Regions from separate parts of the Homo sapiens genome. Here region 2 is linked to region 1. Evidence: chromatin loops called from intact Hi-C (ENCODE). Cell type or tissue: mammary epithelial cell. All regions are shown on one strand. Links, peaks and the distances in the headings refer to the core of each region. The heading gives the core; the rest is flanking DNA.

Region 1 (15,563 bases), core at 2,772-10,771:
GGGAGAGGGGCTCACGATGGGAAATTCTGGGGAAGGAGCTAAGGGCGGCGCGGGTGCACAGTATGCCCTCGATAAGTGCCTGGGGAATGAATGTGTGGAGTCGCGTATCTGTCCTCGGGTGAACGGTGCGTGGGGCCGCGTGGCTGTCCTCGGGTGAATGGTGCGTGGAACTGTGTGTCTGTCCTCAGATGAACAGGAGTGGGGCCGGACGTCCCTGTGTCCCCCTGGTGTTCCTCTCCTTCTCTCACTCTCTGTGGCTGTTTCTCCTCTCTCTGGGTTCCCTGAGAGCCCAGCCTCTTGGATCTGCCTCTCCCAGGCACTGCTCCCTTTCAGCTGGCAAACAGTCCAAACCTCCCATCCTAACAACAACAGAAAATGTCCCCCCAGGCCTCGCTCTTCCTCCAAACACGAAACCATCCCCCTTTATGTTACTTAGGAGTCATTGGGTTGCTAGTGACAGAAAAACAAACCAAAACTGATTCAGGCAATCGGGAGTGTGTTGACTCCTATTGGTAACTGCCTTCAGGTGTGGCTTGATCCAGGGCTCAAATGGCCACCTCTGCTTTCTCTGGTTTGGCTCCATGTTCGGGCCTGTGCGGTAGCCCCTGGTGGCTTCAAGCTCTTGTCACCACAACTTCCAGCCTCTGGGAGTCTTTCCCATCCCACGAGTGTCCCAAGAGTCATTCTGGTCAGAATATTCTTGGTTGGAGCTCCTCACCGAGCCAGTGTGGGGGCTGAGCATGAGTGTCAGATGGTGCCACTTTCTCCTTTCCAGCCAGACGCCTTTTCTTTTCTTTCCTGGCATGATGGCACCGGTGATGAGAGCTCCAGTGCTGGGCTGAGAGAGCATGGTGACACACTCACCCTGGCTGTGCTCCTCTATTGGGGAAAGCGGTCTTCTCTCACTGTTGAGTAAGATACCAGCTGTGGGTATTTTTGTCAATGCTCCTTACTGAGCTGGGGGAACAGAGCTCCTCTCTGTTCCTTCTGAGAGTTTTGGTCATGAATCCATGTTGAATTTTATCACGCTTTTTTTCTGTGAGATTGTGTGATTTTTTTTCTTAAGCCTGTTAGAATTGTGGATTATATTGACAGATTTAAAAATAATTGAACCAGACTTGTGTCCCCGGGTTAACCTTCTCTTGTACGTGGCATATGATTCTTTTCATATATTGCAGAATTTGCTAACATTTTGTTAAGGATTTTTCCATCTATATTCATAAGAGATATTGGTCTGATTTTCTTTTTTGGTACGATTTTTATCTAGTTTTGGTATCTGGGTACTGTTAATCCATAAAATGAACTAGAAAATGTTCTCTACTTTTCTATTTGCTGGAAGAGCTGCATAGAATTGGGGTAAATGTTTATTTAAATGTGTGGTAAAATTTGCCAAACAATCTGGGCTTGGAGATTCCTTTATTAGGAGTTTTATAATTATATATTACATTTCCTTCATAGTTACGGGGTAGTCACACTGTCTGGTTCATGCTGGGTAGGTTGTGGTCTGCTGTGTTTTCTTAGGAATTGGTCTATTTCAACTGGGTTGTCAAATATTTCCTTATTCCTTTTTTTTTTTTTTTTTTAAATAGGGTCTCACTCTGTCACCCAGGCTAGAGTGCAGTGCTGCAATCATAGCTCACTGCAGCCTCAATCTCCTGGGCTTACGTGATCCTCCCACCTCAGCCTCCAAAGTAGCTGAGACTACAGGCAGGTACCACCTGGCTAATTTTAAAACTTTTTTTGGTACAAAAAGGGTGTCATTATGTTGCCCAGGCTGGTCTCAAACTCCTGGACTGAAGTGATCCTCCCAGAGTGTTGGGATCATAGGCGTGAGCCACTGTGCCCAGCTGCCCTTGTTCTTTTCACGTTTATATCAGAGTGCTGGGATCACAGGCGTGAGCCCCCGTGTCCAGCTGCCCTTGTTCTTTTCATGTTTATATCTATGGGGTTGGTGTGTGTCTCCTTCCTTCCTGATACTTGTGATTTGTGTCTTTTTTTGGTCATTTTTGCTAGAGGTTCACCCATTTACATATGTTTAAAGAAACCAGCTCTTTGACTTTCTGTATTGTTCCTCTGCTTTGCTTTCCATGATTTCTGTCATTTTTTCTTTCCTTCTGTCATTTTTTCTTTCCTTCTGTCTGCTTGCATTGGGTTGATTTTGCTCCTCTTTCATAGTTTCTTGAGGTGGGAGCTTTGATGATTGAATTGATTAGGCTAGTGCTGGAGCTTTTTAATTTTTATTTTTTGATCCTTGTTTCTGGATTACCAGCTTCTTCAAGTCCAAGCATGGGATCGATGAAGCAAGAAGAAAATCCAAGGCCTTCACCACCACATCATCCTTTGGGTCCTGAGGTCCCTAGCCAGCCTGCTTCTCTCCACCCTGCAGGGTCCTAAGTTTTCTCATATAGAGTTTTATGCCATGCTTAGTGAGATGAATAGAGAAAAATACCTCTGCTCTATCTTCCCAGGAGCAGAAGACCCATCCCACTGACTTTTTTTTTTTTTAAACAGAGTCTTGCTCTGTTGCCCAGGCTGGAGCGCAGTGGCGCGATCTCGGCTCACTGCAAGCTCCGCCTCCCGGGTTCACGCCATTCTCCTGCCTCAGCCTCCCGAGTAGCTGGGACTACAGGCATCGGCCACCATGCCCGGCTAATTTTTTGTATTTTTAGTAGAGACGGGGTTTCACCGTGTTAGCCAGGATGGTCTTGATCTCCCGACTTCGTGATCCACCTGCCTCAGCCTCCCAAAGTGCTGGGATTACAGGCTTGAGCCACCATACCTGGCACCCATTGACTTTTGACATCAAGCATTGGCGTGATGCCTGGGGCTGACTTCCCTCTTGTCAGGGTCTGGCTGTATTTATTCCACCTGGATCATGTGCCAATATAAAATTCTGTGTCATCTTTTCCTGAAACACAGTCTATTTCAATGTACGGATTAATCCTTCTTTCATGTCAGGTGAATTTTCTTGTGTGATAGCTTTAAGCAGCTCTCCCGTTTTACTTTTGAGGTTTTCCTTCTTAGAGGCACCTCTTCTCCCTGTGCGGACTTATCTTTGTGTGTATTCCAAATAATTCATTATCGTTTTTTCTGTTGCTTTACCCTATGTATTAAAACATTTTTGGCCGGGTGTTGTGGCTCATGCCTGTAATCCTAGCACTTTGGGAGGCTGAGGCAGGTGGATTGGTCAAGCCCAGGAGTTTGAGACCAGCCCAGGCAACACAGTGAGACCCAATCTCTCCAAAAAAACATGAGCCCAGCTTGGTGGCGTGCACCTGTGGTCCCAGCTACCTGGGAGGCTGAGGCGGGAGGATCACCTGAGCCCAGGAGGTCAAGGGTGCAGGGAGCTGAGAACGTGCCCTACATTCCAGCCTGGGTGACACAGCAAGACCTGGTGTCAAAAACTAAAAACCATCTCGAATCGGCGCCCCCGCCACAAGCATTTTTTCTCGTCGGCAGCTCAGTTTTCAGCTGTGCTTAGTCTGGTTTCCGCTCCTCTGGGTTTTCTCGTTTCATCTTGGTGTTTTTTGGGTGTTCTTTCGTTTATTCAACGCTGTGATCGGTTGTTTTCATCTCATTCTTCAGTTTTGTCACCTAAACCCCGTGGTCTTCTGTTACAAGTTTGCCAGCTTCGATCTTCTGAAGTGAGAGGTGCCTGCGCAGTGCTCTTCCATTCCTGGGGCTGTTTTCTTCCGGAATGGCTCTCTGTCTTGTGGCAACCTCTGCTTCCTCTCTTTTCTTTCCCTTTCTTTTCTCTCTCCCTCCGCCCCTCCCTTTCTTCCTTCCTTTTCTTTTTCTTTCTTCTTTCCTTCCTCCCTCCCTCCCTCCTTTTCTTACACATCTGAAGAGCTGCTGTGTTATTTTGTTTCATTTGAATATGTAGCAAGTCCCCATGTCTTCACTGGGTCAGAACCAGTAAAATTTCCCTGTTCCCTTCGCGGCTCCTGACCTCCCTCTGAGCCACGGTCGGAGTCGGTGGGAGGGAGGGAGGGAGGGCTGCGGTCAGCTGAGCCCTGGCGTCGACTTTGCTGCTGAGACAGGACCTCTTGCTTCCTGCAGCCCCCAAAGCCAGACAGAGAGAAGCGTGAGCACTGCCCAGGAGGCCGCTTTCATTTCTGTGGGGACATCGGGACCACCCACCGGACACCCCCAGGAAGGCCACGTTCTGAGGTTAGAAAGGGAAAAAATCAGATCTCACTGAACTATGCCCGTTAAGGGGGAAATGATCCCAGTTTTGAAATCCATCTTCAAAGCCCTGTAAGCGTGGCCCGGCGACGTTGTGCTCTGATGGGGAGCGTGTGCAGGGCACAGGCCGGGCAGCCAGCACTTCGCCGCCCAGGAAATACCAGCCGGTCAACTTGGGTTAGTGCAGATAAGCCATTTAATTTAATTTTAAAATGACTGTGGGGCACAGGAAAGAACAAGAAGAAACCACAAACAAGGCTCCCATCTTCTTTGTCCCCGAGCAGGTAACTGTGCAACTTATCAAGATTGTCAGTTTAATTAACTTTGGCCGCCAGAGGAGGCCATTCTTATCTACAGGACAAGCACCGCGGCTGTACCAGCCTCTGAGTTCCGACTCGGGTCCTGCAGGTGTGGCTTCCTGGCGCACGCGGGCTCTCTGAGCTCAGGGAGGCTCCGAGCCTGCCTCCAGGACGCAGCCTTTGTCACTCTGTCTTACTCCACCTCCATCTCAGACCCCCGAGCTACCGGGCCAGGCTGCCTTCTGCATCCGTGGAGCCCCAGTGCCCGTGAGGGTGTCCAGGCCTCACCCTGTGGGGCCGTGCATGAATCCAGGCATGGAGGAAGTGTAGCTGGGCTTCTCTAAGCTGAGACAAGTAAAGATGAAGAGGCCCCCAGGTACCCAATTCCTATAGGTGTGAGGCCAGGGCACCAGACAAAGGCGTGAGCTGCAAGTATGGGCGTCTCCTATGGAAAAAGTGGCTCACACCAGAGCCTGGGCCCCGGAGGGAGGAGCCACGCGCCTGGGAGACCACACAGCCGGGAGCAGGACCAGTGTGGCCCGGGGACACTCCCCAAGCCGGGACTCGGCGACAGGCCCGGGGGCCTCAGGATGTCGACGGGCCTCGTGTTGCCCTCGCTGCGGCCGTCCTGGCTGTCCTGGCCTATGTCGGGCTTGAGTGGGGTGGCAGGTTCCGAGATGAGGAGGAACCGCACTGAGAAGCCTCCTCTGCATCCGAACCCGCCACCGGTCACAGGAACACGGACTCTGATTGGTGGGTTTATTTTTTTGAGCTGCCCATCATGAGCCGCCCTCTGCTGAGCTTTGATCTCGATGCCTTAATCAGATGGGGCTCTGGTGGTCTAGGGAGGGGAGAATGCGGTTTTATGAGAGGGGAAGGGACTCGCTGGGGCAGAGGGCGGGCTGCCGGATTCACCAAACCCGGGGCCCGGGCAATTCTCCCTGTGTCCATGCACTGGTGGGACTGTGACTGGGCGGCACCTCCCCTCCCGGGATGGGTCTGTGTCCCTAGGCCCTGGGTCTCGGTGGCCTTTGATTTGCCGTGGTTGGTAGAACATGGTGGAAGGGGTGTGGGGCCTTGCAACGCCTCTCCACTGGGCTGTGGCTCTCCCACGCCCACCGCAGAAGGAACCGGCCTGACCTACAGGAAGGTGAGGGTGGTGTGCGGAATTTCTCCACAGGAGCCCTGGAACGTGAGGACGTGCGCCGTCCTCAGTTAAACTCAAAAGGGGGGTCATCGGGGTGGCCTCGCCTGCTCACTAGCCCCTCAGAGCCAGGAGAACTGGCCATGCTGTTTCCGGTTGGAAGATGGGAAGGGCCCTTGAGAGGAAGATGCCGGCAGCCTTCAGGAGCCGAGAGGGGACCCGGCTGACAACCTGCAAGGAGGCCGGGACCTCAGCCCTGCCGCTGCAGGCCCCCAGAGCTGCCAGGCCCCCCCGCGAGCCTGCAGGCGGGTTCTTCCCCAGAGCCTGCAGAACGGCACCTGCCCTGCTGGCACCTGGACTCCAGGCTGTGAGCCCTGAGTGGCAAATCCACCCACACCGTGGCTGAGTCCTGGCCATGGAAGCTGCCAGGGGATGAACTGGCGTTGCTCTGAACCGCTAGATACGGGGCTCATCAGAAACAGAAAACTGAGGCAGGAGGCCGTGCGGAGGACAGCCCAGGCCGCAGCGACGGCCAGCCCCACCCGCCAGCTGCCAGGAGCCGTCTGCTGCCCGGCCTGGCCAGCCCTGCTGGTGACCATGGCGGCCCATGAGCCAGCCCAGGGAGCCCCCATGGACCCAGAGAATTGTGAGGACCAGGAGCCCAGCGCTGCTTTAACCTGCTGCGTTTCGGGTGGTTTAGTTCCCGTGTTGTGCGTGGACGCATCGTGGCACGGGGGATTCTGCCCAGCAACTGCTCTGTGTTCTGAGACACTAAAGGCCAGTGCAGCGTTAGAGTCAGGCTGGAGGTGGGGGCAGGGGTGAGGAAGAGGGGACGAGAAGTTGGGGGAGGGAGAGGAGCAGGAGCAGGAGGGAGGGTGGGGCTGCTCTCTGGGCAGCCAGGCTCAATACACAGAGAAGCTTCCCTCAGTGGCTAAACCGGGCCAGGAGATGCTGGTTCCGGGGAATGAGCCCACTGCTCTGCCCTCTTCCCGTCCCGGCTCCGCCACCTCCCCAGCTCTGTCCTGATTTCACACAAACCCATCATTCCATTTCACTCCAGAGATGAAATCGGTTCTGCAGCTCACCCTATCCCCATCTTGAGCACCGCCTGAGGGCGCAGGTGGGGTCCCTCCCTGCCCAGCGGGGGATGGGGTGGGCGTGGGGGGGCGCGCACCTGGAGCTGCGCTTCCCTCTGGCGGCCTCCCTGCCCGGTGAGGGGCTGTGCCTCCGGGGTCTGTCTCCCGGCATTTTTCATATTCCACGGGGTTCTGTCATCCTGACTGTGAAGGGCACACGGAGCCGGGTCCTGGCCCATTTGACCGGCTCGGCTCACCCCTGCGCTGCCTGTTCGCCTGTGTCCGTCTGTCCGTCCATCTGTCTGCTGGCCACAGCTCTTCCACCCTCGGGGAGGTGTTCTTCCCCCTCTGCTGAGCCTGCATGAAGACGCGTGCGCTCAGGCCGGCGTCTGCAGTGTAGACACAGCTGCCTAGGCTCACTTGTGGTGTGGACGCTGTGCTGTGCCGGTGTTGCGCTGTGTCCGGTGCAGGCGCCGTCCTCTGGCTTCTCTGGGGTGTGTGCAGCGTCGACGCTGTCCCGGCGGGGCTCGGAGGGAACCGCCCGGCGTAGTGTGAGGGGCGGGGCCGCTCCTGCGGAGTCCACGGAGCTCGGCCGGCCGCGGGGGCCTCTTCGCCGAGGGAGTCGGGGCGGGGCCCGTCTTTCCGGGGACGGAGCACGGAGGAGACGCAGCGACGGAGGAGTCGAGGGCGGGGCCTGGGGCGGCCCTTCGCCCTTTTAAGTCACTGCGCGCGGGTCCCAGGCGGCGCCCGTCTCGGGGGCAGGTCCGCGGGGTGTGACGAATGTTCCCGCGGCGTCTCCCCGCCCTCCCCGGCGCCTCCCCCGGCCTCGGGCAGCCGCTTTCTGCACGGCACCTCCGAAGCCGCTGGGCGTCTGTAACCAACCTGCACGTTGTGCGCATGTGCCCCAGAAATTAAAGTAGAATAAACAACAACAAAACCAAAAGACCTTTTTACTTTGACGCAGTTTTAGATTCCCAGGACGTTGCACAGAAAATCCGGACGGATCCTGTGCCCTCCGCCCAGCTCCCGGGGTCACAGGCAGCCTCGGCTCCGACCCCGCCGGGCGCGCGGTGACCGGCTGTGCGGGTTCCAGGGGCGGATGTGCGCTTTGCCCGGCCCCTCTCCCGCCGCGCGGCCGCTCCTCCTCTCCGCCAAGGGCCGGTTCAGGCACAGGCCCCGCCGAGGCTGCCCCTGACTTGAGGGCTCACGCACCGGGCTGCTTGCGGCTCTGGACTATTGTGAATAAGGCCGGTGTGAGTATTTTACTGTAAGTCTTTGGGGACGTGTCTTCATGCCCCTTGGGTGAATCCAGGTGTGAGATTGCCGGGCCGGGGTGCTGTGAGTTACCTTTGGTTATAGGGAGGTGGTGACCCATGGTGGCTCCAAGTGCCCGTGGCCTTTCGTGACCCCGCCAGCAGCGGGTGGGCCTTTGGGGCGCTCCGAGGCTCGCCCGTGCTGCCCGTGGGTGCTTCAGCCAGTCCGGCCGCCGTGGCTTTCCTCTGCAGCCCCCGGTGCCTGCTGGCGTCGTGCCTTTCCGTGTGCTCGTTGGCCACGCACATGTCGAGGGGCCGTTCTGACGATGGACTGAGGGGCTCGGGGATAGCACGTGTCCAGCGGGGCAGGTCAGCCTTTCTCTTCTCCCCACAGACCTCAGCACAGCTCTGCACCTCGGAGGACTCGGGGAAGTTTCTGGGCCTATTTGGGCAATAGGAGAAGGTCATGGGCTGTCTTTCCAAAATTCACGTCCACCCAGAACCCCCGAATGAGACCTATTTAAAGAGAAGGCCTTAGCTGATGGAACATTAAGATGAGGCCACCCTGGAGCAGGGTGGGCCCTGAATCCGAGGCTGCTGTCCCTGCAAGGTGACGAGAGGGTGCAGGCGTGGAGGAGACACATGGGGGTGGGGTGAGGAACAGGCCACCGGCAGCAGAGACGGGTCAGGCCCAGCGAGGGAGGAGGTGGGAGGAGCCCCGGAGCCCTCGGAGGAAGCCGGGCTGGCACCTGGGCCTTGGACTCTGGGACTGTGAGGGAATCAATTCTGCCATCTGAAGCCACCTGCTGTGGTCCTGTGTTACAGCAGCGCTGGGCACAAACATGGGAGGGCCTCGTGATTGGGACTGGGGCATTCACAGGCCCGGCAGGCTGGTGAGCCGGTGCCTGGCAGGTGGGGAGGACATGGTGTGAGAGGCGGCCTGCGGGCCGGCCAGTGAGCTCCAGCACGGGGACTGGTCACCAGCCAGTGAGCTCCAGCACGGGGACTGGTCACCGGACAGCAGTGTCAGCGTGGACGGTGATCCCTCTAGAAGCCCTCCTTGTGTCTCGGGCCGGAAGCTAGGCACTGCACGCGCTCGGGAATGGGCCGCTGCTGTGAGGGAGAGCGCCCGCTGTGCAGTGGGTGTCAAATGAATATTAATAAACAAAAGAGCCAATTATCCTTCGTTGCAGACAAGTTTCTTTGCAGAAAATTTAGGAAATACAAGAAGCAAATAAAAAAATCAAAACCACCCAGGAATATAACAGTTATGATGTGCTTTTTTCCTAATCTTCAAAGCAAAGCTTTGGAGCCTGTATTATTTCTTGTTTGAATTAAATGCAGTTCAGAAGGAGAAAGTAATTTCCCCAAAGCTGCCCAGTGAGGAGAGGGCGCCCAGGTGTGTCTGCTGCTGCCCCTCTCTGCAGACCCCAGAGCTGTCCCTGCAGCCCTCTCAGAGGGGGCCCCCGCCCTGGAGTCTGCCCTTCACCTTCCCCTTGCTTCGACCAGAGCTAAACTTGCCTGTGATGACGAGGGAGTGTTTGGGAGACCCCCACGCTCTGTGTGGTTGGGCCCCTGGTCAACACCAGCCCGGCCTGCACCCCTGCTGGGGCCCTTCGAGGCTGCCCCGCTCCTGGGGACAGGCCCCCCCCGCATGCTGCTTCCTGTAGGACCCACTCTTGAAGTCGGTCTGAGCCATAAATGAGACTCATCAGGCAATGGGCATTTTTATTAGAGGCAAAATTAAATTCGGATGCCCAGGATCTCTATCAAGAGCAGAGAAAGGAGAAGAATGACGTGTGTATTTGTTCACTGCTTCCACCAGGAGCGCCTGCTCCCGCACCGGCCGCTCCGAGCCCCGGTCATCGGGCTGGGGGAGTGCCTGCACCCGTACTGGCTGCTCCGAGCCCCTGTCGTCGGGCTGGGGGAGTGCCTGCTCCTGTACCGGCCGCTCCGAGCCCCGGTCGTCAGGTGCCAATGAACCATGTCAAACAGATGACGTGGATTTTTCTGAATCTGCTGCAGAGCCAGATTTTAATTGAATCAATGGGAGAAGCAGGCCTGCTATTAAGTTTTATTAAATTCTATTTGCTTGTATCCTTGCCATTTAAAACATGACTGTTTAAAAAGAAAAAAATACTGGGCAGCCAGGCAGGGTTGAAGGTCGCAGGTTTGGGGTCACATGGATCTGGGTGGGACCCCCTGGGTCGGCCTCTGTGATGCGTGTGTCTTGTATGGAGTCATTTTACTCCTCCGAGCCTCTGTTTCTCCTTAAGTGGGCACAGGAGTGCTCAGTACTACTTAAGGTATTTGAAGAATTAAATGGGATTAAAATTTCAGCCGTATATAAACATCTTCCTCCCTCCCTCGTCCTCCTCCTGTGTCCTCCCTCGTCCTCCTCCTGTGTCCTCCCTCATCCTCCTCCTGTGTCCTCCCTCATCCTCCTCTGTCCTCCCTCCTCCTCCTCCTCTAAGGAGAAGAGAATGGTTGGCAGCAGTTTTCCCGAGTACCTGGGACAGGAGCTGGCGTTTCTGTAGACCTTTGCTCTGAAAGGAATCTCTTGTGCGTCCTGTCTTAGTCACATCTGTTGGACTGGGGGCGTGCTCTGCGTCTCGGTCGCGTCCGTCGGACTGGGGAGGTGCTCTGCGTGTCTCGGTCGCGTCCGTCGGACTGGGGAGGTGCTCTGCGTGTCTCGGTCGCGTCCGTCGGACTGGGGAGGTGCTCTGCGTGTCTCGGTCGCGTCCGTCGGACTGGGGAGGTTCTCTGCGTGTCTCGGTCGCGTCCGTCGGACTGGGGAGGTGCTCTGCGTCTGGGGGTTTTGGGAGAGCAAGTTGGGGGTGTGCTGGCCAGTGTCTGACAATAGGCTGTTGGAAGCGCAGCCGTGGCGTGTAGCATTGCCAATCATAGTGTCTGTATCTCTGTCTGTCTCTCCACCACGGACCGTTCCAGGCGACCAACACGCAGTCTCCAAGCTTGGAGTTGCCTGCTGTAGGCCCCCCACCGACTGCCGGAACCCCAGCTCCCAGCCCTTCCAGCCTGTGGGTGTTGGTAGGCGGTTTCGGCAGTTGTGAGCCTGGTCAAAGCCTCAGCTCTTCCCTCACTTGGGCAATCGGTCCTCCATATTAAATCCCTTTTGTTTGACTGGTTGGATCCCACCTGATACAATTGGGGTGGCCCCAACCAAGGACCTATGGTTACAAAACAGGACACAGAAGTCCATGAGGAGGAGTGATTGTGCCTTACAGGAAGGGACGTATCCACATGTGTCAAAGGGTTTAGGGGATCACGGTGGCTTCAGCACAGCCCACGGACGGCACAGCCTACAGATGGCACAGCCCACGGACTGCACTGCACGTTTTCCTGAGCCCAGGGACTGTGCTGGGGTCAGGGCAAATGCATGTCTCCATCCGTTTGGCATTTTGCTATTCATATAAAGGAACATCTGAGACAGGGTAATTCGTGAAGAAAAGGGGTGTAAGTGGCTCACGGGCCTGCAGGCTCTACAGGAAGCCTGGCACCAACATCTGCTTCCGGGAAGGCCTCAGGGAGCTTCTTCTCAGAGCAGAGGGGACGTGGTGAGGGAGGGAGCAGGGAGGGCAGTGCCAGGACCCTTCTAACAACCAGCTCCCTCAGGAACTACTAGAGTGGATGTTAGTTACCATGAGGACAGTGCTGGACTGTTCATGAGGGATCCACCCGTGACCCAAACACGTCCCAGCAGGCACCACCTCCATGTTGGTTAAATTTCTACCTGAAATTTGGAGGGGACAAACATCCAATCTACATCAGCATGTCACTGTGACTTAAACAGTATGGTTGGTTCCCATGTGGGGCACCCCTCTGAGGCAGGCGTGAGAGTCTAGGCCAGCAAGGACATCCTGGTGGCCACGGCCGAGTGTTGGCCATGCAGCCGTGCAGGGACCATCTTCAACAGCGACACCGTGTGGCAGCAGATGCAAAGGCAGCAGCGGACGTTGGGACATCTCCAGCTCTGCCCCACCCATGCAAGGGTGGGGAGCTCTTTGGATTACATGATCTCTAGGATTCGTGGGTACTTTCTCCAGAACAGGGGCAGTTCTCAAGAGGCGTGTGGCCACTTAGGCAGGTAAGGACAGAGGGGAATAGTCAGGGAAATAAGGACACTTGGAGGTGTATTTGGTGAAGCAGAGTGTTTGGCAAGTCAAAGTCATGCCTGTTGAAGAGTCTCCTGTCCGGACAGCGTGGACAGCACCTCACCTCCGCTGCCCTGCAGGGATCTGCCATCCCAGGTGCTCCCCTCGGGACTCCTCCTGGTGCCAGGGAGGAGGGGCTGGGCCAGGTGAGGCGGAGCAGCCATAGGCTTCCCTCAGTGGGAGGGAACACTCACCTCCCTGAAGGGTGGGAGTTCTACTGAGGATTCGAGAGTAATTTTCCAGGTGTCAGGTTTTCTGTGGGATCCTGTGTGGGCTATGAACCAGCCAGCTTTGACTTGCCTGTCAATTTGCCTAATGAATTGGTGTGTGAGCGAGCCGAGTTTGCACCTGCCATCCTCTTGGTCTAAACTACAGGCACTGCACGTTGCAAGATAAGGGACGTTGCACATCCTTCACCTGGGAAACTTCTGGACTCCTAACTTCACCTGGGAAACTTCTGGACTCCTGTGAGTCTGGCTGGGGGTGGGGGGGGTCCCTGGCAAGCCACTCACTTTTGGGGCCTCACTCACTGCCCGTGTTTTGCCTCCATGATCTTAGAATTTTGGCAAGATCTGGACTAGACAGAGGGCTGAGGCTTGGGCTGGGGTTGGGAGAATTCTCTGCTGAGAACAGAGAAACTGGGACCCCTCAGGGCTTCTTACAGGAACAGGAAGCAACGACTGGGGAGTCCCAGAGGAAGGCGTTGAGCAGAGGGGCCGTGTGGTGGGTGGGCACCCCAGCAGGCAGGGTGCTGGGGGAGGAACATGAGCCCCTGCGGGCTTTGGAAAGAGCAGTGAAGTACAGCCCCATTGCCTCTGCCCAGGGCTAGCGGAAAGTGAAGTGTTCCCAGCCCCATTGCCTCTGCCCAGGGCTAGCGGAAAGTGAAGTGTTCCCAGCCCCATTGCCTCTGCCCAGGGCTAGCGGACAGTGACGTGTCCCCGCAGGCTGAACTCCGACTGGTGACAACGGGTCAGCGTCCTCACTCCCTGGAGACTCGGAGCCTGGACTTGCCAAATTTGGCACCTGCCCATTTTTTTTTTTTTTCTTTGAGATGGAGTATCACTCTGTTGCCCAGGCTGGAGTGCTGTGGCTCGATCTCGGCTCACTGCAACCTCCACCTCCCAGGTTCAAGCTATATTCTGCCTCAGCCTGCTGAGTAGCTGGGATTACAGGTGCCTGCCACCATGCCCAGCTAATTTTTGTATTTTTAGTAGAGATGGGATTTCACCTTAGCCAGGATGGTCTCAATCTCCTGACCTCAGATGATCCACCCACCTCAGCCTCCCAAAGTGCTGGGATTATAGGCGTGAACCACCGTGCCTGGCCTTTTAAAAAAAAAATTTTAGATTCATGGGTACATGTGTGGGTTTGTTATGTGGGTATATAGCTTGATGCTGAGGTTTTGGCTTCTAACGATCCCATCACCCAGGGAGTGAACGCAGCTCCCAACAGGTGGTTTTCCAGCCCTCGTCCTCGTCCTCCTCCCCCTCCCACCTGCCCCTCTGGAGTCCCTGGCGTCTGCTATTCCCTCTCTGCGTCATGTGCATGCAGCATTCAGCTCCCATGGATAAGTGAGAACACGTGGTTTTGGTTTTCTGTTCGGGTTGAGTTCTCAGGCTGACGGCCTCCAGCTGCATGTGTGGCTGCAGGGGACGTGCTCTCCTCCATTTTCCCGGCTGCATCGAGTTCATGGTCTGTCTGCACACGTGAGGCCACCTGCCAGGCCACATCCCAGCACAGGCGTCATCCAGTGATTTCCTCATCGGCCAGAGTCTGCGTCTGCAGCTTTGTGAGCCACGCGGCCATGGCCTGACTCTGTGCCGAGAGCCCCGCAGCGGTGGCCACAGACAATAGTAAGCAACTGGGTGTGGCTGGGCGCCAATAAAACTGTATTTATTAAAACAGGCAAGGGGCTGGGCTGCGGCAGGGCCCAGGTGCCTGGGAAAGAGGTGGGACCGGGCCCCAACCCCCAGCTCGGCTCCCAGGAAGACACACACAGTGCTGCTGCCTAATCCTCTCTTTATTTGGTCTCTGCTGAAGCAGTCGTGCCAGCCTCCTAGACACGGCCTCAGGTTTGTCGCTGTCCATGTCCTCCAGCACCCCTCTTACCAGACCACAAGGAGCTGCATTATGATGTGTGACTTAGGTCTTGGTTGGAGGGCTGAGCGGCCGCAAGTGCTGGGGGAGGCTGCTTGGAGCATGGGAGGCCTGCGGGTGGAAGACACCAGGGTGCAGCCTGGTGCATGGTCCGGGGCTTGGCCTCCCTATGGGGCGTGGGGGGCTGTGGTACATGCAGAGGCGGCGGCTGTCCCAGCAGCCTGGCCAGGAGATACCGTGGAGAAGGCACGTGTTTGAGTTGGCATCACTGTCCCCAGACGCCCTCCCTCGGGTAGAGCCGCCTGTCCTAGGAGAAGCTGTACTCCAGATGCAGTGGGTGACACCCTGGTCACTCAGCCACACCCCGGCCCCTCAGCCTCTGCTGTCCTGGCCGCACATAGAGCCCTGTCCTGCTGTGTCTGCCGGGCACACCCCGGTCACTCAGCCACACTGGCTCGGCCCAGCGCCTTCCCGAGGTCTGTGGGGGTCCGGGCGGAGGTGGGGTCAGTGCCGTGCGTGTTTGATCCAGTTTCTGATCATCCACTTCTGCCCCGAGCACCTCTGTACCACCAGCCGGAGCCCAAAGTTGGCATCTTTGGACATCTCCACCTCCAGGCAGCGGCCCGTGGCCCGGCTCACAATGGGGCCACTCTGTGGGGACAGGCACATCAAGTCAGCCAGGTGCAGGCGTCCTTGTTCCCCCTCCCCCCACCTCAGGGAGGCTGCTTCGTGCTCTCAGCCCTCGTGCTCATTCTTGGGGCAGCTTGAATGGAAAGCCAGCATCACAGCAGCACCCAGGGGGGCCGGGAAGGGGCTGACTTCAGTGGAGCTTCGAGGATTTCCCATCTTTCCTGCAGGGCTAGCGGCCCAGGTTGGAATCATACCTCATCCCCTTCCTAAATCCTCCCTCTACCCTGGGCACCTGAGGCTGGAAGAGGCAGATGCAGGGCTATGATCAGACTGTCCAGCCCGACCCCTCTCTGGCTGTGTGACCCTGACCAGTCACCTGCCCTCTCTGTGAGCGTCGGGGCCCATAAGGGAACAGCTGATCCAAGGCCCGGTCCCCTGACCACCCCCTGCCGCACTCCAGCTCCCACCCAATGGGCTGGCTCTAGTGGCAGAGGCACCCAGGGGTCCCAGCAGCCCTGCCCCGCCCCAACCCCACGGCCCCCCTTCCCCAGAGGCTGACCTGGGTGAAGTCCCACAGCCGCTGTGTTGGCCGCGCCACATCCTCACACTTCTTCAGGGTGGGCATGCGGCCCGTGCCGTCATCCACCAGACACTTGGAGTCAGGCAAGAAGGCTGTGGAGCCCAGAGGCCCCAGCTGCAGCAGTCCA
Region 2 (15,563 bases), core at 4,122-12,121, 86 kb after region 1:
CCCGAGGTGTGATCCGCGTCTGGATGTGCGGTTGAGCTCTCTCCCCGAGGAGCAGTGAGGAGGTGGCATGTGGGCGCAGAGAGGGATGGAAGTGGGAAAAGCCGGCTTGTCTCACAAAAAAGAAGACACCTGAGCCCAGAGCTTGAGCAGCCGAGAGGAGGGCTGGGGAATGAGGGCAGGGAAGGAGGCAGGCAGGGGAACCAGGGCGGGGAAGGAGGCAGGCAGGGCCACATGGCGCCAGCTTGTGGCAGGGGTGGATGGGGTGGGCTCCAAAGCAGGGGCCACTGGAGCAGGCCACACTGGGAGGCATGTGACCAAACTCCCAGCCACTCGCTCCAGCACACAGGCTGGCCCATGGCAAAAACAGCAGACAGGAGGATGGGAGGTGAGCAGCCGGGGGTCCTTGGTGAGGCTAAGACGCATTCTCCCGTGCACACGGAGAACCCACACCGTCGCCCAGCACCCCAGAGGGCTTCACGGTAGAACCTGAGCAGCTGATTCTGAAATTCATGTGGAAATGCAAAGGACCTTGGAGAGCCAAAGCAATCTTGAAAAAGAACCAAGCGGGAGGACTCACACCACCTCAAGTTAAGACTGATTTTAGTACCACAGCCATTGGCAGGGCAACACTGGTGTGAAGCTAGACAAAGAGAAAGATGCATTGAAATAGATAAAGGAGTAAAGTGAAGAAATAATACTGCTTCGGAAAATGGGGAAATACACAAGCACACACACTCACACACACATGCACTCACACACACGCACACACACGCACTCACACGCACTCACACACGCACTCACACATGCAGTCACACACATGCATACAACCCACATGCACACACACACGCATACAACCCACATGCACTCACACGCACACACGCACACAAATCCACATGCACTCACACACATGCACACACACACGCACTCACATACAGTCACACACATGCACACAAACCCACATGAACTCACACACATGCACACACACAGGCAGATACACACGAACACACATGAACACACATGCACACAAACCCACATGTGGTCACACGCACTCACGCAGTCACATGCACACAAACCCACACGCGCACTCACACACACAAACCCACACACACACTCACGCTCACACACACGCAATCTCACACAAGCACACTCTCAAACCCATACATGTACTCACACACATGCACTCACACCCATACACACATTCACACACACTCATACCCACACATACACTCACACATGGACACCCACCCCTACACACGCACGCACACACTGAAACACACACGTATGCTCTCACACACACACCTTGGCAAGCAACAAACACTTCTTATTCTGGATAAATGAATTTTGATCTGTACCTTCCACCACATACAAAAATTAACCCAGAACGGATCATTGACCTAAATGTAAACCCTAAAACCATCAAGTCCCTGGAAGGGAATAGAGGAGAAAGTCTTTGTGACCTTGGCTTAAGCAAAGATTTCTTCACTATGGCAACAAAAGCATGATCCAAAACAAAACAAAATGGATAAATTGGACTTTATCAAAATAAAAAACCATCTGTTCTTTGAAAGACACTCAGGTGTAGAAAGCCAAGCCACAGCCGACTGGAGAAAATACTTTCAAAGCACGCATCTGATAAAGGACTTGTATCCAGAAGTAAGACAAAAGTAAGAAAACAAAATGTCCAATGAAAACTGGGGAAAAGACCAGAACAGACACGTCACCACCGAAGACGCCCAAGCAGCCATCAAGCACGTGCGCAGGTGCCCCCCTCGGCGGCCATCAGGGAGCTGCCACTCGGAGCCACACGGGGGCCGCTGTCTGGCTACCGGAAAGGCTGACGTGCAGCCGACGTACAAAAGCGGCGCCGGTGAGGGTCGCGGAGGGGCCGGAACGCCCACGTGTGGCGGGTGGGGACGGGAGGTGGCGCAGCTGCTTGGAAAACAATCTGGCCATTTGTTGAAACATAAAACGTGTGGATATCTGAGCCTGGAGTTCAAGCCAGGGCTAGAGCTAGACATCCAGGACTGTTTGCCTCCATTAGACAGGACTGAAAGACACAGAGGGAGGAGGCCAAGGCCTGAGCCCTGGAACCCCAACCTCGGAGCTCCGCAAAGGCACAGAGGGTGGGCTGTGCAGCCAGGGAGGACCCAGGGCGGCCTCAGCGCTGAGGCAGGGGGAGGCGTCGGGAGGCAGCGTCACCTGCCCGACTGCGGCCAAGGAAGATGCTGGCCGAGAATTTGCTCTGGGCTTGGTGATGGGAGGACTCGTCGAGTGTGATTTCCACGCGTGGCGGGTCCCATGCCCCCCGCGGGAGAAGAGCAAGCAGAGCCAGTGGCTGCGAGCTTTTCCGAGGAGCGGGACCGCCAGGCGGAGCAGAGGAAGGGGCAGGAGGTCAGCAGCGTCCTCCGGGCGGGAGCCACGGAGTCCCATTTGCGTCTGGTGCTGCTGGAAAAAGCAAGAGAAGGTGGAGGGGCGTCAGGGAGGAGCCCGTGCCGGTCCCGAGCCCAGGGCGGGGTGGCCTTTTCCTGGGGCAGGTGCTGCTCCGAGCAGGAGGGTGGGGCATAGGAAGCTGGGCCCATGGTCAGACATGGTTTCAGCTCAAATACCAGAAGTGACCGTGAAGAAAGCAGGAATTTGGCTCCATGGATTCGGGGCCGAGGGCGGAATCGTGAAATAGACGCCGCTGGGAACGCGTACCTGGGGCAGGTCTCAGACGCGTGGGGCCGGATCCCGGTGGGGTGGCACGTGGCGCCTGCTGGGACCCTGTCCTGGCCGCTCACTTTCCCGTGTCTAACCAGCTATGCAGGCCTGGCCTTTGCCTGCAGCACACACAGGCGAGGGAGATGGGCGCACGGGATCAGCCAGTTTCCCAGATAACTTAGGCCCAGCCTGTTCTACAAACAGCTTTGAGGCCTGAACAGCACAGACGGACCCTCTCACTGAGGGCACCCCCAGGTGACTTCGGTCTCCAGCTCTGTCTCAGGAGCCACGCTCTGGAAGAAACTCTTCAAAGAAAACTGCTCCTGAGACTGCTCTTGTTTAGTTATTCCAACAAGAACAAGTCCCATTTAGGGCCGAGAAATGAAACAGGGTCACACCTATTATAGGATATAGTGCTGAACAGACATCTTTTGTAAAACAGTCCATTGACTGTGGCCAAGACAGTTGTAAACTATGGAATCAATAACCACTGAGCTTGGCAACAGTGAGCACCTCTGATCCTGGGTGTGAGAAACAGAAGTTGTCACAGAGGCCCCGTGTCTCCCTGAAATAGCCCCGTGTCTCCCTGAAATACGATCACCAGGAACCTCCTCCAGAAGGCAAAGGCCGGCACAGAATCCTGCAGGCTTCACAGAGCCCTGCCCAGGGGCAAACCAGAGAGCTGGGGCCTGGAGTACCCAGCAGGTGATGCCACCTCTGTGCCCTGCCAGGTGCCACCTGGAGATAAAACCCCAGGGACAGGAGCCCCTGAGAACAGCTGGCTTCACGCGTTAGCTCTTGCGTACATAATGGTTCTGAGTCTACGACTGTAATCAATAGGAACTCAATTTGACTTCAATTGACTTCAATTCTTTCTTTAAGAAGAAATGGATTGGATGTGTCTGAGGTCCCAGGTGGAGCTGTCGGCCGTCATCTCCCGGCCAGAGCCCGACCACACAGCCACAGCCATGGCCACAGCCACAGCCACGGACACGGCCACGGCCACAGCCACAGCCACGACACCCTGCAAGGGATGCCAGGAAATGTGGTCTTCACTCTGGCTGGAGCCCAGATACATTTCAGAATTCTATCAGGGAGGAAGAGCGGGAGAAAAGATAAGAGGCAGATGACGGTCAGTCATTGCCACACACAGGGAGGAAGGGGAGTGGGAGAGGAGACAGGAGGCAGAGATTCAGAGAGAGCAAGGAGGAGATGGAGCAGAGAGACAGCGAGGGGGAGAAAGGAGGGAAGGAGGAGACAGGGGCAGAGAGAACGAGACAACAGCAGCACAGTCCTTAAAAATCAAGCAGAGGGGAGAGCAGGTGCCTCAGCTGCCGCCGTCCGCTGCTTCTCCATGACAGACGCTGCGCCCGTCACTCTGTGCCAGTCCCCCATGCGCCCTTCAGTGCCGTGTGTGTTACTGCGGCAGCAGTGGCCATGTGGGGCCACACGTTCTCAGCAGGGCGGTCACACGTGAACAGCCTGTGTGTGTCTCTGAGCCTTGGGGACACGTTTGCCAGCCGACGAAACTCCAGTCACCCGTCACTGCCAGGGCTCGAGGGTGGGGGGAGGAGGAGACAGGAGAGAGGAGAACGCTGCCACGCCCCGCCCGGCTCCCACCCGTCACTCTGCCTCCGCCGCTCCCACCCGCACACCTGTACATCTGCCTTCTTGTGTGTTTCTTCCAGGTTTCTTTATCCCATTTTGAACCAATTTTATCACACCATAAAATTAAGAGATTGTCCTCTTTAAAACAATGAAGCCAGGACAGATCCACCAAGCCTCCCTCCGACGCCCACCCTCAGGCCCCGCCCCTGTCCCCCGAGGTGACGCCGACGTGGGTGTGACAAGTGTCCCTCCAGGTCTGCCCACAAAACACTGGCCTGGCGCTGTGCCCTGCTTTTTAGACACAAACGGCGTTGGGGCAGCTGTGGCCTCGTGCCTTGCCGTGATGCTCCGGCATGGGGTCTGTAAATGGACCCTGCCGAAGGCTGTTTCAGGTTCAGGCTTGGCCGAGGTCCCAAGTCAACAGGGCCAGCGACGGCCAGGGCCCCAAGGCGAGCAGAGCCCCGCACAGAACGTGCAGGGAGGCTCCCACGCGTGGGAGGCCGTGGCTGCCAGGAGGGCCCGTCCCCCGTGCGCCCTTCAGTGCTGTGTGTGTTACTGCGGCAGCAGCCATGTGGGGCCACACGTGTTCTCAGCAGGGCGGCCACACGTGAACTGTGTGTGTCTCTGACCCTTGGGGACACGTTTGCCAACTGACCAAACTCCAGTCACCAGCCACTGCCAGGGCCAGAGGCTGCGCTCGAGGGCGGGGGGAGGAGGAGACAGGAGAGAGGAGAATGCCGTCACGCCCCGCCCGGCTCCCCCAACTCAGAGCAGCCCCAGAGCGGTCGGGGGACGCACCGTGGGGACAGATGCACGGCGGGGACCCCTCTGTGGGCCACGCCTGCTCATCACGGGACCCAGGCTTCTGTTACGAGCGAGCAGAACCCTGTGGGCCTGGCCCAGGTCTCACAACGACCCAGGGAAGCACCCCCTCAACGGGACAGAGTGGGCAATGGTGCGGGGCGGGACAGGGTCAGGGCAGGTGCTCCTTGGCATTCTGACGGTGGCTCCACACAGGCCCTCCACGATGCCCCTGCAGCAAACTTGTGCAGAAGAAAATATCACAGCGCCACCACCCTACTGCCGGGCGCTTAAATTAGTTCCCGGCTTCCCGTGACACCCAGCAGCTGTGGAAGTGCCTGGGCAGGTTGCTTGCACATTCTTTCTGGACTTTTCTGTGTTTTCCGCAGGAGAATGCTCTTACTTCATGCCATTAATGTGCACCTAACACCTGACACTCATCACAAACCTTTGTAGACAAACTGCTGTTTAAATTGGAAATAATGGAACACATACACCTCATTTTTCACCCAGCACTAGTTAGCATAAAATAATTTCTTTTACCCATAATACAGTACCCTTCTCAATTAACAAACTGTCTTTAATTTTTAAAGGGATATTTATCAAACATACATCAAATATGACGATGAATGAAGCAATACAAAGCCTGTGCCCAACGCTCAGTCTAGGAAAGTGGGTGATCACCCCGGCGTCCACCCTCCCTCCACTTCGCAGGCTGCCGTCTCTGGACCTCGTGTGCCTTCCCCGTGGCTCTGCGCCACGCCTTCCCATCCCCAGCCACACCCGGCTCACCTTTGAGCTCGACGCCATGGCCACTGTCTCCCGCACACGGGCCTTAGGGCCCCACTCCTCCTCCTGACATTGAGTTCCTGAGATTCCACCTGAGTGGCTGTGAGCACTGTGGTCATTCTCGCTGCCAGGCTGTGTCTGTTCTATGAAATCACAGTTCCACTCTGCTGGTGGGGGCAGCAGTGGCTTCCGGACTCTCCTTCTTTCTTTCTTCTTTATTTTTGAGACAGAGTCCTACTCTGTTGCCCAGGCCGGAGTGCAGTGGCACAATCTCGGCTCACTGCAACCGCCACCTCCCGGGTTCAAGCAATTCTCCTGCCTCACCCTCCCGAGTAGCTGAGATTACAGGTGGGTGCCACCATGCCCGGCTAATTTTTGTATTTTCAGTAGAGACGGGGTTTCACCATGTTGGCCAGGCTGGTCTCGTGTGATGCGCCCGCCTCGGCCTGGGGTTCCTGTTCTTGCTCAGGGCCGCTGCTGCTGGCTGCCTCCTGGTTTCCAGCTGTGCCCGAATCAGCTCGCCCCACTTCAATGGTGGCAAGGTGCCCTTCCTGGGGGCGGGCAGCCCAGGACCCACAGCCGGGACCCTGTAGGCTCCAGCAGCTCTGTGTGAGCAGCCCTGGCCCCTGGCCCTGTGCTGGAGGCAGCGTCCTCCCCACTCCGATGTCACAGAGGAAACAAATGCAAACCGTTCAGCAGTGGCCCCCGAATAACTCAGCCTGAGTGGAACCCGAGGGTTCTTTGCAGGACTTAAGTGGCGCCGTTTCTGTCAGACAGAAAATAAACTAAGTTTATGGTATTTGGAAAGCATCAGAGTTCAGCAAGATCACGGCACCCAGGACCACTTGAGAGCTGCAGTGATTGAGGGCTGGGCAGAGGCGACGCAGCTGGGGACAGGCCAGGAATGTCGGCCCCATCCAGGGAGCACAGGGCGCCCCTCCCAGGGCCTTGGAGGAAATTCAACCCTGTCAAGCTTGGAGGCCTTCGGCGCATTTAGCCGTTGAAGGAAGTACCCACCGTGGTGTGCTCCAACCAGCATTTTCACATTCACAGTGAGGCCAGCTCGCTCCTGCTCCCACCAGCCCATCGCAGGTCAGAGAAAAGCCAGACGCCCTGCTCCACATCTCTCTCATACTTCTCCGCTCTTCACAACAGGCAGCCTGGCCAGCCCCTTCTCACCTCCCTGGGCACTGCGGCTGCACCCCCAGGCCTGGCAAGGTCACGGTGACCTCCACACCAGCCCATGCAATTCCAGGCTTCCCATTGCCCCTGAGAAGGTCAAAGCCCCGGGTTGCTCAGCCAGGCCGCTCCCTCCACCATCCCCTCTTGGTTCCCTTTGGCTCACTCACCTGCGCCCGGCCCCTGGCTCTGTGGCCTGCGCTCCAGGCCTGCTCCTGCCCCAGGGCCTTTGCGCTCCCCACCCCCACCTGGATGGCCACACACGCCCTCACCCTTCAAGAGGCTCACCCCGTGCTCAACGTAAAATCCCACCAGAGCCCCGGCCTCCAGCCTGCTGCTCTGCCTCTCCCACCCCCACCCCCGGCTTGCTCTTTGCACCCCTGCCCTGCTCTCCTGCTGGCTGGGGCTCCTGGGGCAGGGGTTCTGGGTGTGGGTTTGCTGTTTCACCGCCTCATCTCGGGACCCAGAACTGTAGACGCACACAGGGCTCCATGTGTGGCCTTTATGGAGCTTGAATTCATTGCACTCAGCAGAGGGGAAGGCAGGTGATGAGCGGGCGTCGTCCAAAGCCTCAGAGCTGTGGGTGAGTCTCCAAATGGTTTTGTTTGAACGTAACATTAAAAGTCTAAGTTGTGGCTTGGGCTGAATTAGAAGCTACAGCACCACACACACATGCACACATAAGCAGACACCACACACACGCACACATGAACATATGCCACACACAAGAACATACCCCACACACACGCACACATGCACAGACACTACACATCTATGAACATACCACGTGCACACAGGATACACCACACACACGCACACACGTGCACACTCCCCCCGTGGGCTCCTGGCAGCAGGGGCTGTTCCCATCACTCTGGTGCTTGCCCCTGCTGGGGAACCGTCCAGTTGTCACCAACTCACTTCTAAGCCATGTATCAGGGCTTCCCAGCCTCAGCTCCAGACTGCACGCTCAGCTTCTCCATGTCCAGCCCGGCATGCAGGGCATGACGTGTGACAGGGCTCAGCCCCTCCATGTCCCTTCTTTCCCCCGTGTCTAGGCTGTCCTTGCCAGGCAGTGGACTTTCGCTCTTGCCCTGCTCAGCCGCTTCCCTCCTCCTTCCCATAAAACATGGGGCTCAGCCCGGCAGGAACTCCCTAAGTAGCTGGGTGGAGTTCCAGCCCTGGATGAAGGGGAGGGCACAGGACCAGGCTGAGCCAATCAGCATGGCAATAGGCTCAGGGAGAGACACACGGCCCAATCAGAGCCAGGAGAGGTTGGCTGGGCTCCGGGAGACAGGACGTGAGGCTGGAGTGGCTGCAGCCTCTTGCAGACAGTGGAGGCTCAGGCTAAGCCAGCAAGACCAAGAGGAGCACGGAGAGCTGGCAAGACGCTGGCCCGATGATATCGCCTGAGCCGTGAATCCTCCTGGCCAACGCCAGGGCTTCCTCAGGCTTTGTCATTGCAGGGACACTTCCCTCCCTCCCTCCTTCTCTGTCTCTCTCCCCACTGCCTCTCTTTCTAGCTTAAGCCAATTTGAGATGGATTTTCTGTCACTTGCTGTTGAAGGAGTCCTGGTCCAGCCCAGGTGGATTTCGTGCAAATGAAACCCACATAATGCAAGTCTGTGTGGAAGTGATCGTCTGCGATCGGCGCGTGCCCTTCGCCTTATGAACAGGAGCCATGGGTGACACGAGCGCCTCGGCTGGGCCGCCGGGGTCCGTCTGAGGTCCATCTGTCTCCAGGTGTGTGCTGGGTCTGTGGGTGAGATGCTGCGTGTGCATGTGTGTGTGCCCAGGTGTGTGTGTGGGAGCTGGATCCCAGGCCACCCGCACAGTGGGAGAAGGGGGAGCTGGATCCCAGGCCTGAGAAGGCTCTTTCTGCTTAGAGAGTCCAGGGCTGCCTGGCATCGAGCCGGCTCTGCCCCGCAGGTCCCAGTGAATCCACATTGCAGCAGGAAGCCACAGGGCAGGAACCTCAGCTTTCCGGTTGGCTTCCATGAACCAAGGACAAGCTTGCTTAAAGTTGTGCCCGGAGAGGCCGGGAGAGCTGCTTCAAAGGCAAAGACCACCCAGTGGGAGTGCATTCCCCTGGTGCTCACCCAAGGGTCCCACTCCCCCTGAGACATTTCCTTCCCAGGGCACAGACCCCAGGCCTGGACAGAGCCGGGCACGTGTGAAACGGGAAGATGTCAGCTGGGGAACCGGCCGCAGCTCCCAACCTTGATGAGGAAAGAAACCTGGTAGCTGTTCCTGCAGAAAAGCCACATGGCTCGCCGCCTATCTCCACGATGGTACCTGGCTTCTCCCATCCTCACCGTCCACGTCTACTCCCTTCCCATCCCAGACCCGAGACGCAGAAGGCTTTAGACAGAGCAGCTTCATCAGGAATCTGGACTGGGCTGAGGTACCTGCTCCCAGCTCCTCAAAGTGCCATCCGGTAAATCTGCATCTATTAGAGCTGACAGCCAGGCTGCTCAGGCTTAAACAATTAATATGCATGAGGAGTCCGCAAACACAGAGCAGGGGCATGTTACTGTGCTGGGATGTAGGACGGCTTCTCGGATAAGGTCATTCATTTTTATGATTCTGCTTAATTTGGATTTGCCAGTCTTCCTTTCATTATCCCATGGGCCAGTCTTAATAATCAAGACTATGTTATGTGCTTTGTGGCATAATTAAAGCCACTGCCTAATTAGACAAGCATCTACCGTCTGACAAAGAGAAATCAGTAATGCAGCTAATGGAGAAAGTGGTGAGGAGTTGGGTTTGAAAGTGGATGGAATCACCTGTTGGTGCCAGAACACACACACACATGCACACATGTCCACACATGCACACACATCTGTGGACACACACACACATGTACATACATCTCACACACACAGATACATGCACACATGTACACACGCAGATACATGCGCATGTACAGGCATGCACACATACACACACACACACACTCTCCTACATTCTATGTGTGTTTCCGATGACCAGCCCTGTCAAACCAAACCAATCAGCAGTGCAGTTTCTGCCGGGATAGTTGGCCTCTGAGGGGTTAAAGCCATGCAGGGAATCCAAGTCTGAGTTTCAAGTGGGCCGGGCTGAGCTTGCTTTTGTTTACTTCTTTAATCATCCATGGACGCTTGCTGGGGCCTGCAATGGCCAGGCACATCCACCCACGTGGGACAAGATGCAGCTTCCGTGGCTGCTTGCAGGGGATGGAAGACTCCCACAGACGCCTGCTAACATCACATGCCCAAGTGTCACCGCGATGCCACGTCCAGTCTGAGCCATTCCTCGCCCATGTCCCTGTCCTTGTTGCATAGCCGGCCTCCAGCGTGTGGCTTCGTGCAGCGACCAGACCGTCGTGTGACTTTCTGCCACGGTTGCTGGGGTTGGCACTGGGGCAGACCTGCTGGGGGGTTCTGGGTTGCAGCTGGAGCGCTGGGACTGGCAGGACGCCTCTCTTCGTGCTGCCCCAGGGCCCATCCACGTCGACTCCCGGCGTGAAGCGTGTGGGCTGCCTCACAGCCTGGCAGCTCCAGGACTGCTGGGGGCTCCCCCCGCGGCCCCGGCTCTGCTGGCAGCACTGGGCCAGAAGCAACTCACCTTCACACAGCCGCCCTGAAGGCACGTAGGTTCCGGAAGGGAACCTTGGGAAATGGGATTCGTGCCATACTCATGGGAGTCCCAAGCTCCCTCGCCCATTTCACTCCATGAGGATAGGAGGGGACAGCTGCTGACGACCTGGCAGAGACCCTGCGCCAGGCCCCACCCCACCGGCACCCTGATCTTGCACTTCCGGCCTCGAGAATGGTGAGAAACTCCTCGTGTTGTTTATAAGCCACCCGGTCAGTGGCCCTCTGACCAGGGCCAGCAGCTCTGAGGCCCTCCCCCCGCCCCGGCCCCCTCCCCCTCACTCCCACACCCACCCTCTCTGGTTTTTCTAAACTCCTCCTCCCCATTCTAACCCCTCTCTCTGGCCCCTGCGGGCTCTGGGGAAGCCCCGGGGACAGTAGGCAGGGGCCAGGCTGCTGGGCTCCCCGAGGCCCCCGGGGGCTGGGAGTGGGTTAAAGCCGTCCAGGGCTTCGCTAGGGAGGGGCTCCAGCAAGACCCTGTTTAAACCTCCTTCCCACCACAGCGTGGGCGCCACGTCGCACTCTCTGGGTATGTCTCAAGGTGTGGATAATGCAGACTTCTGAGTTTAAAAAAATACCAAAAATAAAATAATCAGGCATCAAACATACAAGTTATTTGAGGACTTAAAAACAGCACAGCAGGCTGGAACAGGAGGCCCCTAACCCGATGGTGTCATCTCTACATCCACAGCCCCCGCCCGGGAGGGTCTGAGCCAGGCAGCCTCCCCGGGAGCCGGTGCTGACACGGCCAGAGAAACCATTCCAGACCCGGACCCCACTGTCCCCAACACCTGCGGGCCAGTGACTCAGGGCGGTGGAGAGAGCCAAGAGGAAGTGGAGGCTGAGTGGCCCTCCCCGGGGCTGGGGCCCGCCGTCTGGTTGTGTCTCCAGCCGCTGGTTTAGGGGAATCGGGAGGGCTCACTTAAGCATCCCTTCCCTGCGTGCTCTTCCATCGCGGGACAGAAGACCCGACTGCTGCCAGCACCAAAGGGTGTTCCCACGGCACACGCCGCTTGGGCTCGGGCAGGCAGGGACCCCTCCTCGTGCCTCGGGAGCCTGGAGCTGTCGGCCCTGCAGCTGAGGACCACAGGAGGTCAGGGACATGCAAGCTCAGTGCCCGAAGTCACTTCTAGAGTGCGATTCGGTGTCCCTGAAGGTCCCAACTCTGCCCTGACACATTACAGAAAATGTCGCTGCCCCCTGGTGTGGATGCTGGCCCGCCCCCGGGGAGGCTTCTGCCCCATCACCCAGCCCAGCCCATCCCATCCCAACAGGACTCAGCCTCCAGTGGCTACCATCAGACCCCACGGCATGGTGACTGTCACTGCAGAGGGCTAGAGAGGGCCGCGTGTGGGACGGCAGGGGCCGACGGGGGGCTCTGCATTCCCCAGTAACCCAGGTTTCTGCTGGGGCTGCTCCCCAGCTGCTCTGCTCCCCAGCTCCCTACAACGCGGATTTATTCTTATTTCCCACAGGGAAGGCCTAACAAGGCTTGACCAATCAGTGAAGGGCATTCCCCAGACTGCTGGCTGTGACTGGGTCCCAGATAAGCACGTGACCCACTATGGGCCAATGAAAGTCGCCTGAGACTTTTGCTTGCATGGTTGCTGGGACGGTCCAAAGTCCTCAGTGGGGACGGCTGGCTGCAGCTGTCAGACTTGGAGCGTGAGGACAGAGCTGGGCCGGTTCCTCCCTGGGATCTCCCCTCCCCGAGCACAGGCTCTGCTCTGCCCAGCCCCATGCTGTCCCCTGTGCGACCGCTGTGGGCTTCCTGCCAGGCTCCTGCACCCTCCGGCTTCTGTTGGGTTCAGTTCTGGGAGGCAGCCCCGGAGTCTGGAGGGTGGAAGGAGTGAGGGGCATCCCCTGTCCCCTCCCCACAGTCTTGGCAGTGGTTTCTTCTCTCCAGAGTTACTGTCCCTACCCCCTGTCCTCTCTCTGCAGCTCCAGCTCTTGCTGGGCGCCTGTGATTCTCACCCCTGTCCCTTCAGGCCGTGGGGAGAAGAACATCCCAGTGCGGTCACTTCCTGGATCCAATTCCTGGATGCCCAGTGTCCGCCGGGTCTCCTGGATTCACCGTGGTCACTGCCTGGATGCCCAGTGTCCACTGGGTCTCCTGGATCCAATTCCTGGATGCCCAGTGTCCGCCAGGTCTCCTGGATTCACTGTGGTCCCTGCCTGGATGCCCAGTGTCCTCCAGGTCTCCTGGATTCACTTCCTGAATGCCCAGTGTCTGCTAGGTCTCCTGGATCCACTTCCTGGATGCCCAGTGTCTGCCAAATCTCCTGAATTCACTTCCTGGATGCCCAGTGTCCACCAGGTCTCCTGGATTCTGCCTGTGTCCACGTGAGGGCACCATCAATTTCCTGCAAGGATCCTGACAGTCAAGGTACATCTAACCTGAGAGCAGGCAGGGGCTGGACTATCCCCTAGATCAAGCCATGCCTGAAGCCCCACCTTTCAGTTGCCTGAGTCAACAGATTCCCTTTTTGGGTTGAGCCATTTCTAATTGGATTTTATGTCTTACTGACTGAACTATCAGGATGGCCAGCAGTAAGGGGTTTCGTTTTGGAGGATGAGGGACACAAATGTCTCTTCTCCAAGGTGAGGAGATGCCTGAAGGACAGGAGACACTCACAGGAGGCCCTGGAGACAGATGTGCCTCACAGGCATTCCTGAGGACCTGTGGCCTGGCAGCACAGAGACTGGGTGAAAACAGAACCTTGTGATCTGCAAGTTCTGCCGCTGCCCTGTCTGTGTCTGTGAAGCAAAGTGTCCAGAAGGGGCCCGCGTGGAAGCTTCTGAGAGCGGTTAGGGGAACGGGGCCCCACGTCCTCCCCGGAGGGCTGGAGACAGAGGCAGGCCGTGCCCCCAGCCCAGAGTAGGGAGGAGGCTGGCAGGCGGCAGCTGTGGAAAGGAGGCGGAGCCCCCAGACTCCTGAGCCAGCAGAGGAAGGAGTGGGACAGAGCCCACCCCAGAGGGAGACAAGACCCCGGGGAAGAGACCCCTCAGGGTGGCCCCCCAGCCCCTCCCAGGCTCAGCTTTCAGCCTGCACCCCCGTCTGGTCCCTCAGAATGACTGAGGTTTCCACTCTTTTTCTGCCAAATCTCTAGACTCCACGTCCCCGCTCTGCCACCTACTCTCTGTGGGATCTGAATAAAGAGACTTAACCTTTCCTGCCTCAGTTTCCCCATATGTAAAATGGGACAATAAGAGGCTCTGCCTCTAAGCCTTGCTGCAGGGATTAAGGGAGCGATGCGTGGTCTGCAGCCAGCCCCCTGCAGCCAGGCCCCTGCAGCCAGCCCCCTGCAGCCAGCCGCCTGCAGCCAGTGGTTCTTCAGTGGCCCCAGGGAAAGGCCAGGCACTGTGGAGACGCTTCCCAGCCACACTCGCTGAGCCGCGCCGGGATAGGGTCTCTCCACCCAAGCTCCTTTTAGGAAAGTGGTTCCTGGGAAGATGGATAAGACCCAGCGTCCACCGGGGTCTGCGTTCTAAGTGGTACGCTTGTGAGGGCTGTTGCACGTGAACAATTCCCTGTGATACATTCCGCAGGCACCGGGGAAGCTCCAGGCTGGGCGTGGAGCCTCAGAGACTGTGGGCAGGGCTCGTGAGGGGCAGGCGAGGGGCCAGGAGGCCTCCTTCGCATTCGAGCTTCTCAGCCACGTGTGCAGGGGTGGGCTGGGTGTGGGAGTGTGTGTGTCACTGGTGTCAAAGCCTCCTCACTTTTTTTGGGAAAGAAATGGGATATAAATACATGTGTAAATATCTATATAAAATTCACATTCTCTAATTCAGGAGGCAGAGAGCTGTGTGCCTTCAAACCAGAGTATCTATAAACTGGGTTTCTATCAGTGAGGGTATAGAGCAAATGCCGGCTCTGTCAAGGTTCATCCCGATGTCGTTCTCTGTGACGTAAAAACAAAGCTGGGACTGGCCACTTCTGCCAGACTTTATCTTGGCAGACAGGTTTCCTACAGCAGCGGCCACCTACACCTGGGGGGAGGCAGCAGGATGCTGAACCCTCAAAAGGAGAGCAAGAGCCCCCACTGTGCAGCAAGCCCAGGCCTGGGGGTCCCCGATCCCACAGAGGAGGAATCAGCTCCACTACAGCAAGCCCAGGCCTGGGGGTCCCACATCCCACAGAGGAGGAATCAGCTCCACTACAGCAAGGCCAGGCCTGGGGGTCCCCGATCCCACAGAGGAGGAATCAGCTCCACTACAGCAAGCCCAGGCCTGGGGTCCCACATCCCACAGAGGAGGAATCAGCTCCACTGCAGCAAGGCCAGGCCTGGGGGTCCCCGATCCCACAGAGGAGGAATCAGCTCCACTGCAGCAAGCCCAGGCCTGGGGGTCCCTGATCCCACAGAGGAGGAATCAGCTCCACTACAGCAAGGCCAGGCCTGGGGGTCCCCGATCCCACAGAGGAGGAATCAGCTCCACTACAGCAAGCCCAGGCCTGGGGGTCCCTGATCCCACAGAAGAGGAATCAGCTCCACTGCAGCAAGGCCAGGCCTGGGGTCCCACATCCCACAGAGGGGGAATCAGCTCCACTACAGCAAGGCCAGGCCTGGGGTCCCACATCCCACAGAGGGGGAATCCAATGGGACCCCTGCAGCTCTAAGAACAGAAAACCCAATTCAGATGTGCTTAAAGAAAAAACTAAAAATACGTGTGTGCGCGTGTGTGCGTGTGTGTGCGTGTGTGCGTGCATGCGTGTGTGTGCGTGTGCATGTGTGTGTGCACGCATGTGGTAATTTATTGCAAAGTCAAGTGGGTCTGTTTTGGGAACAGCTGGATCTAGGTGTTCAGACACTGGCCCCTTCTTGGGTTTCGTGAGGGACCCTGGAAGCTCCAAGC

What was found. Hi-C counts contacts between places; a loop is a spot of excess contacts. Peaks named below come from ENCODE experiments on the same cell type or tissue, not always from the same donor. Only the 100,000 strongest peaks of a DNase experiment are listed, where the experiment ranks them.
Region 2: a loop joins it to region 1, with 2.2 times the contacts of the local background. A loop is called at or near these places in 2 of 110 quality-filtered maps.

What each region holds. Positions count from the first base shown.
Region 1 is chr12:132,182,377-132,197,939 of GRCh38, forward strand. It overlaps LINC02361 (long intergenic non-protein coding RNA 2361), which reads right to left and starts at 7,319. Exons shown (of 2, transcript NR_146452.1): 1 at 6,803-7,319; 2 at 4,359-5,325. GALNT9 (polypeptide N-acetylgalactosaminyltransferase 9) reads right to left here. Exons shown (of 11, transcript NM_001122636.2): 10 at 15,416-15,563; 11 at 13,996-14,877. The coding sequence ends at 14,731. RefSeq lists silencers at 7,170-7,649, 7,780-7,839. In mammary epithelial cell, for the core only: no CTCF peak of the experiment used is centred there; a DNase peak (open chromatin) is centred at 7,425; H3K4me3 peaks cover 1,196 bases.
Region 2 is chr12:132,267,020-132,282,582 of GRCh38, forward strand. The region is part of intron 2 of GALNT9 (polypeptide N-acetylgalactosaminyltransferase 9); the gene reads right to left. GALNT9-AS1 (GALNT9 antisense RNA 1) reads left to right here and starts at 8,372. Exons shown (of 4, transcript NR_024563.1): 1 at 8,372-8,817; 2 at 9,212-9,511; 3 at 10,238-10,887; 4 at 11,401-13,881. RefSeq lists enhancers at 5,963-6,857, 6,858-7,750, 8,560-9,336, 11,246-11,896. In mammary epithelial cell, for the core only: no CTCF peak of the experiment used is centred there; no DNase peak of the experiment used is centred there.